Linked DNA regions of Homo sapiens: region 2 is linked to region 1. A link is an interaction called in ENCODE POLR2A ChIA-PET data of the cell type or tissue named here. Cell type or tissue: Panc1. All regions are shown on one strand. Links, peaks and the distances in the headings refer to the core of each region. The heading gives the core; the rest is flanking DNA.

Evidence for each region. Peaks named below come from ENCODE experiments on the same cell type or tissue, not always from the same donor. Only the 100,000 strongest peaks of a DNase experiment are listed, where the experiment ranks them.
Region 2: POLR2A ChIA-PET joins it to region 1 with 5 read pairs; 2 of 35 experiments call an interaction of 5 or more read pairs at or near these places.

Annotation. Positions count from the first base shown.
Region 1 is chr2:237,866,716-237,872,095 of GRCh38, reverse strand. The region is part of intron 1 of RAMP1 (receptor activity modifying protein 1); the gene reads right to left. LOC124900521 (small nucleolar RNA SNORD55/SNORD39) reads right to left here and starts at 2,192; the gene lies at 2,114-2,192. In Panc1, for the core only: no CTCF peak of the experiment used is centred there; no DNase peak of the experiment used is centred there; H3K27ac peaks cover 827 bases.
Region 2 is chr2:237,676,263-237,681,642 of GRCh38, reverse strand. All of the region lies in intron 1 of LRRFIP1 (LRR binding FLII interacting protein 1), which reads right to left. Among named protein-coding and RNA genes, the nearest start is that of LRRFIP1, 51 kb to the right of the region's middle. In Panc1, for the core only: no CTCF peak of the experiment used is centred there; no DNase peak of the experiment used is centred there.

The DNA of each region.
Region 1 (5,380 bases), core at 281-5,280:
GGACGATACCATCGCAGGAGGGTGGAAAGATGGTCGTGACTGTAGTAAACTATTCTCAGCATCCCTCCTTTCAAAGAAGCCTATATTTTTTCTCTTCTAAAACACGCCTTTATTGAAGTATAATTTATATACCACAAATTCACCCATTTTACATAGACAATTCAATGATTGTTAGTAAATTCACTAAGGTGTACAACCATCACCGTATCTAGTGGTTTTCTTTCTTCCTTTTTTGGAGACAGGGTCTCACTCTGCTGCCTAGGTTGGAGTGCACTGGCGCTCTCTTGGCTCGCTGCAGCCTTGACTTCCTGGGCTTAAAGAAGCCTATTTTTGCATACATTTTAGAACACATAGCGCAGTGGCACAGGGGTCTAATTTATAAGCAAATCCTGGAGGAGCGTGTCCAGATTATTTTACTGGCGGGGGCAGGACCAAGAGAGTTGGGGACGACTGTCCCAGAGGGTAGAAGTGCCCAGGGCCCAAGGGAGTTGGGGTCGGGGGGCGGTGGAGGAACCCAGAGCTCCCCAGCCCATAGGAACGCCTGCTGCTGCCTCCCTGACATCTAGCTCTCCTGAACAGGGCCCCTTCAGTTGCCACGATCTGTCCCTGGTGGGTTGCGAGGCCTCTGTCCCCGGTGAGCATCTGCTCCCTGCATGGCCTGGTCCGTTTCAGGCATGCGAGTGCCTGCGTGAGGTGTCAACCATGGCCTGGCGTTTCCTGTGTGGCTGGGATATCTCCCCATTGCTTCCCTCCAGGTCAAACTTGACATCCTCTAGAGTGAAAGCACTCAGCTGTCTGAGCTCCTCCTCTCCCTGCCCCTGCTCTGTCTAAAGTCCTGTCTCTCTAGGGGTCAGCTGGCTGAAGCCCCAAGGTGCTCTCCTTTCTCTGGCAAGACCCTCTCATTCCAACTTCTCAAGTCCAGGCTGAGAAACTCCCGCCATCCACTGACACCTCTGAGCAGCCAGTGCAGGGGCGGTTGCGAGAAGAGGAAAGGTCCTCGGGGCCGTGGGCCAGGGCCGGGTTGTTCCTCTCCCACCCACACAGCCGCTTACCCCGCCAAAGCCTCCACCAAGTAGATTCTCCTCCACCTGTCATCTGATTTTGGTCCTCAAAGACAGCAAAGCACTGCATTCCAGCCCACTGTCCCCTCTCTCGGGCTCAGAGCCTCTACCCCCACGAAGTGCCTGCTTTGTGCTGGATGGGGTTGCTGTGCACAGTTCTTTGTCCCTCTCTTGCATCCGTGTTGCTCACTCTTACTGGAAATGCCCAGGCCCTTCCGAGTCCTCACTTGGATAACTGTGGCAGCCTCCAGCCTCACCTCCAACCTTAGGAACCTGGTGGGAGACCCCTGACTGCACACAGTACCCTCCATCCTCCTCCCCAGCCTTGGTCCTGCCCCCGACTGCCATTCAGTAAAACTCTACACATTGTCAACCGGCACTCTTCATTTCTGAAGTTGACAAGCCAAGAAATCCTCATTTTTTTAAGTCATAAAATAAAACACAGGTTGAACTAAAAACTGACTGTCTACCTTCCAAATTACCAGAGAAGAACAAGGAAAATACAGACCTGGAGAAAAAGTCGGAAGCCTCTGTAAGTATTAAGAAACAGAAAATGGAAAATAAGATGTTAGATGAGCTCCAAGCATACTTCTTAAAGCCAGAAAGGCGGGTGAGCAGCACCAGCGCGCCGCATGGGCCAGGCCCTGCTACCGCCCCCACGGAGGCCTGGAGAGTCCTCAGGCAGGGACATGGGTGCTCCCACACCACCCCATCCTGCAGATCAGAGTTGCACAGGACGGGAAATGGCCTGCCCAGGGTCACCAGGCCCTCGGGGCAGGCCCTGGGATTTGGTAAACAACATTAAAATCCACAAGAAAACCAGATGTTAAACCAGGTCAAAGAGCTAAGTGACTCCGGGGAACATCCAAAAGGTGGGTGGCGGGACATGACACAGACAAAAGACTAGACAACGAGAAACCACAATGTTGTCCCCGACAAAGCTGCTGCTGTCCACCTGTGAAGTAACGAATGGCTCCTCAATCCCGTTAGAACGGCTACCATCGAAAACAAAATCACAAGTGTTGCCAAGGCTGTGGAGACGCTTTTTCTTCCCCGGCTCGGCTCTCCAAGGTTGGGTTCCCCACTGCGTGCTGGGGAGCCTGCAGCATGGCAGAGGTGGCCTCACACGGCCCCTGAGAACCAGAGCCTTGTGCACTGCTGGTGGGAACGCACGATGCCACAGCCACTGCGGAAACGCTGTGGCGGCTCCTCAAAACATTAAACACAGAACCACCTAATGATCCGGGGTATATGCCCTGGGTATATGCCCAAAGGAACTGGAAGCAGGGTCTCACAGAGATATCTGAACACCCATGTTCACAGCAGCCTGATTCACAACAGCCAGAAGTGGAAGCAACCCACGTGTCCATGGATGAATGGATAAACACAGTGTGGTCTATCCATAACAGTGGAATATTATTTGGCCTTCAAAAGGAAGGAAATTCTGATTCACACTACGACATGGAAGAACCTTAAGTGAAATGAGCCAGTCACAAATGCTGTATGATTCCACTAATACAGGTTCCTAGAGTAGTCAGAGACAGAAAGTAGAATCGTGGGTCCCAGGGGCTGGGGGAGGTGGTAAATCAGCAGGGGGTTAGTGTTTAACTGGGACAGAGTTTCAGTTTTGCAAAATGAAAAAACTTCTAGGGATGGATAGTGGCGATGGTTGTACAGCAGCGTGAGTGTGCTTAGTGGCATAGAACTGTACACTTAAAAATAGGTAAGATGGTACATTTTATGTGGTGTATACTTTACCGCAATTAAAATTAAAAAAGCAATGACTGGGACAGAGCTATAAGAAGTCACCATGCAGCTGTGACTGGCAGGGTCACATATGGAATTCCCCATCCTCTCCCCTGCGTGAACACGCAGCAACACGTGCCCAGGGAAAGCAGGCAGGATCACAAACGCAGTGCAGGGTTTTCACACAATGCGCATGGATGGAGAAGATGAAAATAGGGATACGGAGGCCCTAAGTATTAAATTTAATATGATGACCGGGATGGATACATAAAAACGCCACACTCCTCCCACGGGCTTACGGGCCATTTACAACACGAAAAATTTGTAAGACCAAGAAAGAACCCGCAATGCACACTAAGTCATGGTTGTGGTTCCCGCTCTGCCCCCGACCACAGTGCAATAAAACTAGCAATGAGTATCGGGAGAGAAACCAAAAAGCCGGAGCCCCTGAGATTTGTAAAAACTTGCTTCCAAACAATTCACGTGCTAAAGAGGAAACAGAAACCACAAATACAGAGAATCCAGAAAATATCAACCATGAGCACAAGGCAGAGGCAAACTCAGGGGATCCAGCCAAGCTGCCAAGCAGAGAACCGATGACGTTTCATTCCCACGCCAGCAAAGAACAAAAAGAAATGCGTTAGGCATTCAAGAAAAAGTGTAGAGTAAGTAAACTCAGGAACTGTTTTTTTTTTTTTGTTTTTTTTTTTTGGTGGGGGGAGGGAATCAGTGGGGAAGAGACCAATCACAGATTAACCACTGTCCATTCTGATCAAGAAATAACATGAAAATACAAATTCACAAAATTGCACTAAAAAGGACAGATGTTCACAGATGTAGAGGGAATTAGAAAAATAATTGTTCACATAATGATATGTGGATAAAATGAACAACTTCAGAGGAAAATGTAAAACAACATCACTGCTACAAGACACAGAAAACCCCAGCCAGGCACAGTGGCTCATGCCTGTAATCCCAGCACTTTGAGAGGCTGAGGTGGGTGGATCACCGAAGGCCAGGAGTTCGAGAGCAGCCTGGCCAACATGGTGAAACCCTATCTCTACTAAAAATACAAAAATTAGCTGGACATGGTGGCAGGCACCAGTAATCCCAGCTACCTGAGAGACTGAGGCAGGAGAATCACTTGAACTTGGGAGGTGGAGGTTGCAGTGAGCTGACATCGCTCCACTGCACTCCAGCCTGGGCGACAGAGCAAGACTCCATCCAAAAAAAAAAAAAAAAGACAGAAAACCCAAGGGGACCAATTAACACCAGAAAGATACTGAAAAGGTTGCCAATTTTCTACACCATGAAAAGGAGCCTGGCCCCGGTGGTTTTGCAGGTGAAAATGAAGACCCTCTAGATCTTCAAGGAACTGCTTATTTCCATCATCCTGACTATCCTAGCACACAGGGAAAGAATAAGGGTCCACAACCTGTATCTTGGGAAGAAAACCCAATGCTGGTAATAAAACTCCCAAGGTAAAGTACAGAGCAAGCTCACTCAGGAAGAACGAAGCCACACTCAGAACAAACAGTGGCCAACAGACACCTGAGACTGCCGAAAGGCTGCACAGGAATGAGGAAACGCTCCATTCATCCCAGAAACACGGTAGGTTCGCAGCCTCTGACCACTTCTCCTGTGTCACAGCCTCGCCAGTGCCAGCGGCCTGCCAGCACTGAGACAATGTCCAGCTGGGCAGGTTGTTGTGTCACATCGAACGGTTCTTCCTTCACAGGACAAAAGCTTACTTTACACACGGGAAGAAGATGCATTCTCCATCCCTCTCCCACCCCCACCCCCACAAAAATACAATAAAAAAGCATCTGGCCCCAAAGGAGAAAGACAGAAGGTTTAAGGTGTTAACTCTTGACCACATGGCTCTGAACTGTGTGGATCACCTACATGAAGCTTTTCTTCTGCCGCTGCCGCCACTGAGACAGCAAGACCAACCCCTCCTCTTGCTCCTCCTTCTTGGCCTCCTCAACATGAAGACCTTAGGATGATCCACTTACACTTAATGAAAAGTATATATATTTTCTGTGGGTTTTTTTGAGATGGGATCTCACTCTATTGCCCACGCTGGATTGCAGTGGTGTGATCTTGGTTCATTGCAACCTCCACCCCCTGGACTCAAGCGATCCTCCCACCTTGGCCTCCCAAAATGCAAGGATTACAGGCGTGAGATACCATGCTGGGTCTAATTTTCTTAATAACACTTTCTTTTCTCTAGCTTACTTCATTATAAGAATACAGTATAGGCTGGGCACAGTGGCTCACGCCTGTAATCCCAGCACTTCGGGAAGCCAAGATGCATGGATCACTTGAGGTTGGGAGTTTGAGACCAGCCTGGCCAAGATAGTGAAACCCCGTCTCTACCAAAAATACAAAAATTTGCCGGGCATGGTAGCGGGCACCTATAATCTGAGCTACTGGGGAGGCTGAGGCAGGAGAAACACTTGAACCCGGGAGTTGGAGGTTGTGGTGAGCCAAGATCGCACCACTGTACTACAGCCTGGGCAAAAGAGGGAGACTCAGTCTCAAAAAAAGAAAAAAAAAAAAGAATACAGTAT
Region 2 (5,380 bases), core at 243-5,242, 190 kb after region 1:
GTAATCCCAGTACTTTGGGAGGCTGAGGCAGGCAGATCACCTGCGGTCACTAGTTCAAGATCAGCCTGGCCAATGTGGTGAAACCCCGTCTCTACTAAAAATGCAAAAATTAGACAGGCATGGTAGCATGGGCCTGTAATGCCAGCTACTCAGGAGGCAGAGGTGGGAGAATCGCTTGAACCCAGGAGGCGGAGGTTGCAGTGAGCCAAGATCACACCACTGTACTCCAGCCTGGGTCACAGAACGAGACTCCATCTCAAAAAAGAAAAAAAAGAATAGGACTGTGTAAAAGACATAGGCATGCAAAGACCAGAAGGACATGCAGAATAAACACAGGGCTGCTCTGCCGAAGTGGTAGAACTGTGGGAGTTGTAAACATTGCTTTTTGAACACCCTTGGATATTGTCAGAATGCTCTTTTTACAGTACGCAGGTTAAGGAACTTGGACTTTATTCAGGAAGCAGTAAAGGACCCACTGAAAGTATTTGAACAGGGAGGTGAGATTGTGTTTGAATAAAGAAGCTGTGGGCTACAAAAAAGTTGAAAACTACCCCTGTTATGTTTTTTCAAAAATTTCTTGGCCAGCCTCTCCATTTATTCTTCCAGATTAACTCAGGAGTCTATTTGTTTTTTTTCTTTTTGTCATTGTTGTTGTTGTTTTTGACACAGGGTCTCACTGTGCTACCCAGCCTGGAGTGCAGTGGCGTGATCATGGCTCACTACAGCCTCCACCTCTTGGGCTCAAGTGATCCTCCCATCTCAGCCTCTGGAGTAGCTGGGACCACAGGCCTGTGCCACCTTGCCTGGCTAATTTTTGTATTTTTATAGAGATGGGGTTTCACCATGTTGCCCAGGTTGGTCTCCAACTCCTGGGCTCAAGTGATGGGCCCACCTCAATCTCCCAAAGCGCTGGGATTACAGGCATGTGTCACCACGCTGGCCTAGAGTCTATTTGTTAAGCTTTCAACCAACCTTCCCCTCTAAACTGAGATTTTATTTGAAATGCATTATGCAGTTGTCCCTCGGTATTCAAGGGGCATTGGTTCTAGGACCCCTTCCAACCACTGGGATACCAAAATTGGAGATGCTCAAGTCTCTGAGCATAAATGGTGGAGTATTTGCACATAACCTGTGCATATCCTCCTGTGTACTTGAATCATCTCTAGGTTCCTGTTCATACCTAATACAATGTAAATGCTATGTAAATAGTTGTTAGACTGTATTGTTTAGAGAATAATGACAAGAAAAACGTCTGTACATGTTCAGTACAGAGGCAACCATCCATTTTTTTTCCAAATATTTTCTTATTTATTTATTGCAATGGGGCCTCACTGTGTTGACCAGGCTGGTCTTGAACTCCTGGCCTCAAGCGACCCTCCCATCTTGGCCTTCCCAAGTGCTGGGATTGCAGGCCTGAGCCACTGTGCCTGGCCAGCCACTGCACCCAGCCTTTTTTTTTCCCAAATATTTTTGATTTGAGATGGGTTGAATCCATGAATGTGGAACCCACAGACACAAAGGGCCAACTGTATTTATCATTTATTTGGGGATGGATCCGTGTCTTTTTAATGTGGAGTTTTCTTGTTCAGAGACAAGGTATTGCTCTCTGCATTTTTCAACTGACTATGTCCTTCAGTAAATTATTATGGTCTTCATATAGGCCCTGCATTTTTCTTTATTCCTACATGCAACATTGAGTGGGATTTTATCATTTTTTCCATTATTTAAAAAATCAGGCTGGGCGCGGTGGCTCATGCCTGTAATCCCAGCACTTTGGGAGGCCGAGGCGGGTGGATCACCCGAGGTCAGGAGTTTGAGACCAGCCTGACCAACATGGTGAAACCCTGTCTCTACTAAAAATACAAAATTAGCTGGGCGTGGTGGTGCATACCTGCAATCCCAGCTACTCGGGAGGCTGAGGCAGGAGAATCACTTGAACTCAGTTGGCAGAGGTTGCAGTGAGCCGAGATCATGCCATTGCACTCTAGCCTGGGCAACAAGAGCGATACACCGTCTCAAAAAAAAATCATTACGGTAGGATATAGGAATGCTTTGGTTTTTTGTTTCTGTTATTACAAACTATCTTACTGAACTCTCAGTTTGAGACTGACTTTTTGGATTAGACATACACATAATCCGCAAGTATTTACAAATTTTATCTACACCCTTTCAGTAGTTATATTGCTGATTTCTTTGTTGGGTATGAACATCAGAACTGCCATTATCATCATCATTTTACGGTTATTGCTGATATATTCCTTCTTCCTTAAATTACTCTACAATTAGAGAAATAATCAGGACACAGTAGCTTTGTGAGTTAGTGCTTGCTCTGTAATCACACAGTACAGGACTCAGCCTTGTCAGAATTTAAATAGCATTTAAAACTGCTTATGAGATAAACAGAGTTGTGTTGCAAGGCACCTGAAAGGAAACAAATTACACGTCTCATAACAAGATACTCTTGCCTAAAGGCTAGAATCTAAGTTAGACCAGTGGAAGATCAACTTGGAGAAGGAATAATACTTAAGTCAGTGAAAAGTGATTTTCATTGTTGATGCTGGAGTACAATTGTCTACTGTGGTGACAGGGAGCACAGATTCTAGGCGCGCTGTGCCTGGTGGGAGTCTTCAGCGCTGGGCAAGTTACATATCCTCTCTTTGTGTTTCAGTTTCCTCATCTGTAAAATGGGAGGGATAATGGTACCCAGTTCCCAGGGTTTATAAGGATTAAATGAGTTGCTATTGATAATCATTATTTAAGTAAATACAATACTAGAGATGTAAGTGCAATGAAGGTGTTTGATCTATATAATGCAAGCTACAAAATAGTTTGAGGGGCGGGGTGCTGTGGCTCACACCTGTAATCCCAGCACTTTTGGAGGCTACGGCAGGCAGATCACTTGAGGTCAGGAGTTTGAGACCAGCCTGGCCAGCATGGTGAAACCTTGTCTCTACTAAAAAAATCCAAAAATTAGCTGGGCTTGGTGGCAGGTGCCTATAATCCCAGCTACTCAGGAGGCTGAGGCAGGAGAATTGCTTGAACCTGGGAAGCAGAAGTTGCAGTGAGCTGACCTCACTCCACTGCATTCCAGCCTGGGTGACAGAGTGAGACTCTGTCTCAAAAAAAGAAAAAAAAATAGTTTCAGGATAATTTAATCTAAATCTGATGTACCCAGTCACACTTTACCAAGGGATGTGGGAGCTGACATTTGTCCCTGACACACCAGCCCCTCCCCACCCACCTTCCTGCATACCCCAGGGCTTCTACCTTGCCCTACTCTGCACAGCCTGCTGTGTACCCCCTGCTGCAGGGAAAGAGGTGTGCCTGTTAAAACACACACAACCCCAACAGTAACTGGAATTCTACATCCCGTGGCTCTAGTAGGAGTAACCTTACTACTTTTCTAGAACAAGAGGCCTGAACTTTGCGCTGGTTATTTTTTTAAGGCACCCGGTGATTTCCTAGTTGAAAGTTATGATCTAGACAGCTGGACTTGAACTTCGAGAGCCAGATAAGGAGCTATGACTGTGCCTCCAAAGAATGATATTAGGCAATGGAAGCTCATGAACTTCTCCTTTTTGGCAAAGAGACCCTCCCATGGTGTAGGTTTTAGAAAAAGGGGAAATGGTCCGCCCGAGGTGACGCAATGGACTCAGAGTATTAACAAGATAAATATGTTTTTAATATAAAGCATATTAAACCTTTTTAGCTCTAACACTCTACGATTATTTAAAATATATGCCCTACATTTAGAATACAATATTAGAGCTCCAAGTCTAACTTGCAGCATCTTCGTCTCTGGGGGAAGGCAGAGGGACCCAGGCAGTGAGGAAAGCAGAAATCAGGCAGACCCCGATGTGGCTGGGAGGGTGGCCTCCCGGTACCACAGGTAGGCTGTGCTAGAGGTTTCATGGTGGCTCGATAATATCAGATAATACAGTGATAAGAAGGGATCTGCACTGAAACTTCAAATAATTCACATTTTATTAATTATGTAGTTTTTAGTTTTTTGGGTAGAGATTGGATTCTTGCTATGTTGCCTAGGCTGGTCTCAAACCCCTGGCCTTAAGCGATCCTCCTGCCTTGACCTCTCAAAGTGCTAGGGTTATAGATATGAGCTACTGTGCCTGGCCTTCAAATAACTTATATTAAATGGACAAAATAATTTGGTCTTTTGTAGGTAGAAGCAACCCAAGTGTCCACTGATGGCTGAATGGAGAAACACAATGTAGTATAGATACATAGTGGAATTTAACTCAGAATTAAAAAGGAAGGAAATGCTGTCATCTGCTAAAATGTGAGAAAACCTTGAGGACATCATGCTAAGTGAAATCAGCTAGTCACAAAAGGACAAATGCTGTATGATTCCAACTAGATGAGGTACCTCATACTATTCATCAAGACAAAGTAGAATGATGGGTGCCAGGGCTGGATGGAGAAGAGAATGGGGAGTCAGCGTTTAATGGGGGCAGAGTTTCAGTTCTGCAAGATGAAGAAGTTCTGGGGATGGCTGGTGGTGCTGGCTGCACAAGAGGGTGAGTATACTTGATGTCACTGAAATGTACACTTAAAAATAGTTAAGATGGCAAACTTTGTTATGTGTATTTTAGCACAATTTAAAACTAACGTTTAAGAAAACAATTTACCCTTTTGTTTATGTAATCACAAAAGGAGGAAGACGAAAGCCAGCGCAGAGTTTCCCCAGAAAACAGGAGCCAGATGGTGCGAATCCAACAGACTCCACGTGAAATCAGCCACACCAAAGGTCAGGAGATCTGTGTGGAGAGAAACTTTCAGAGAAGGCAACCAGGGCACATCTCTGTTTTAAAACCATCTCCTGGGCCGGGCACTGTGGCTCACGCCTGTAATCCCAGCACTTTGGGAGGCTGAGATGGGCAGATCACTTGAGGCCAGGAGTTTGAGACCAGCCTGGCCAACAGGGTGAAACCCAATCTCTACTAAAAATACAAAAATTAGCCAGGTATGTTGCCCATCTATAATTCCAGCTACTCAGGAGGCTGAGGCACGGGAATCCCTTGAACCGGAGAGGCGGAGGTTGCAATGAGCCGAGATCGTGTCACTGAACTCCAGCCTGTGTGACAGAGCGAGTCTCTGTCTCAAAAAACAAAACGAAACAAAACCCACAAAAATAAAACCATCTCCCTACCATGAGCCCTCCACATTTGCAATTCATGAAAATGGAAAGCTGTCATGTCCCCACGTGAATTTTCGGGTCTCACTAGAAAGATAACCATCAGGACCGGCAACATGGGATTCAACAACAGTTTCTGGTCTAATTTTTTAAAAAGGACGAAAGAAGGCAGGCTGGTGTCATGCAATACTGCTTGCATTAAAGTATGTACATTTAAACTATGTACCT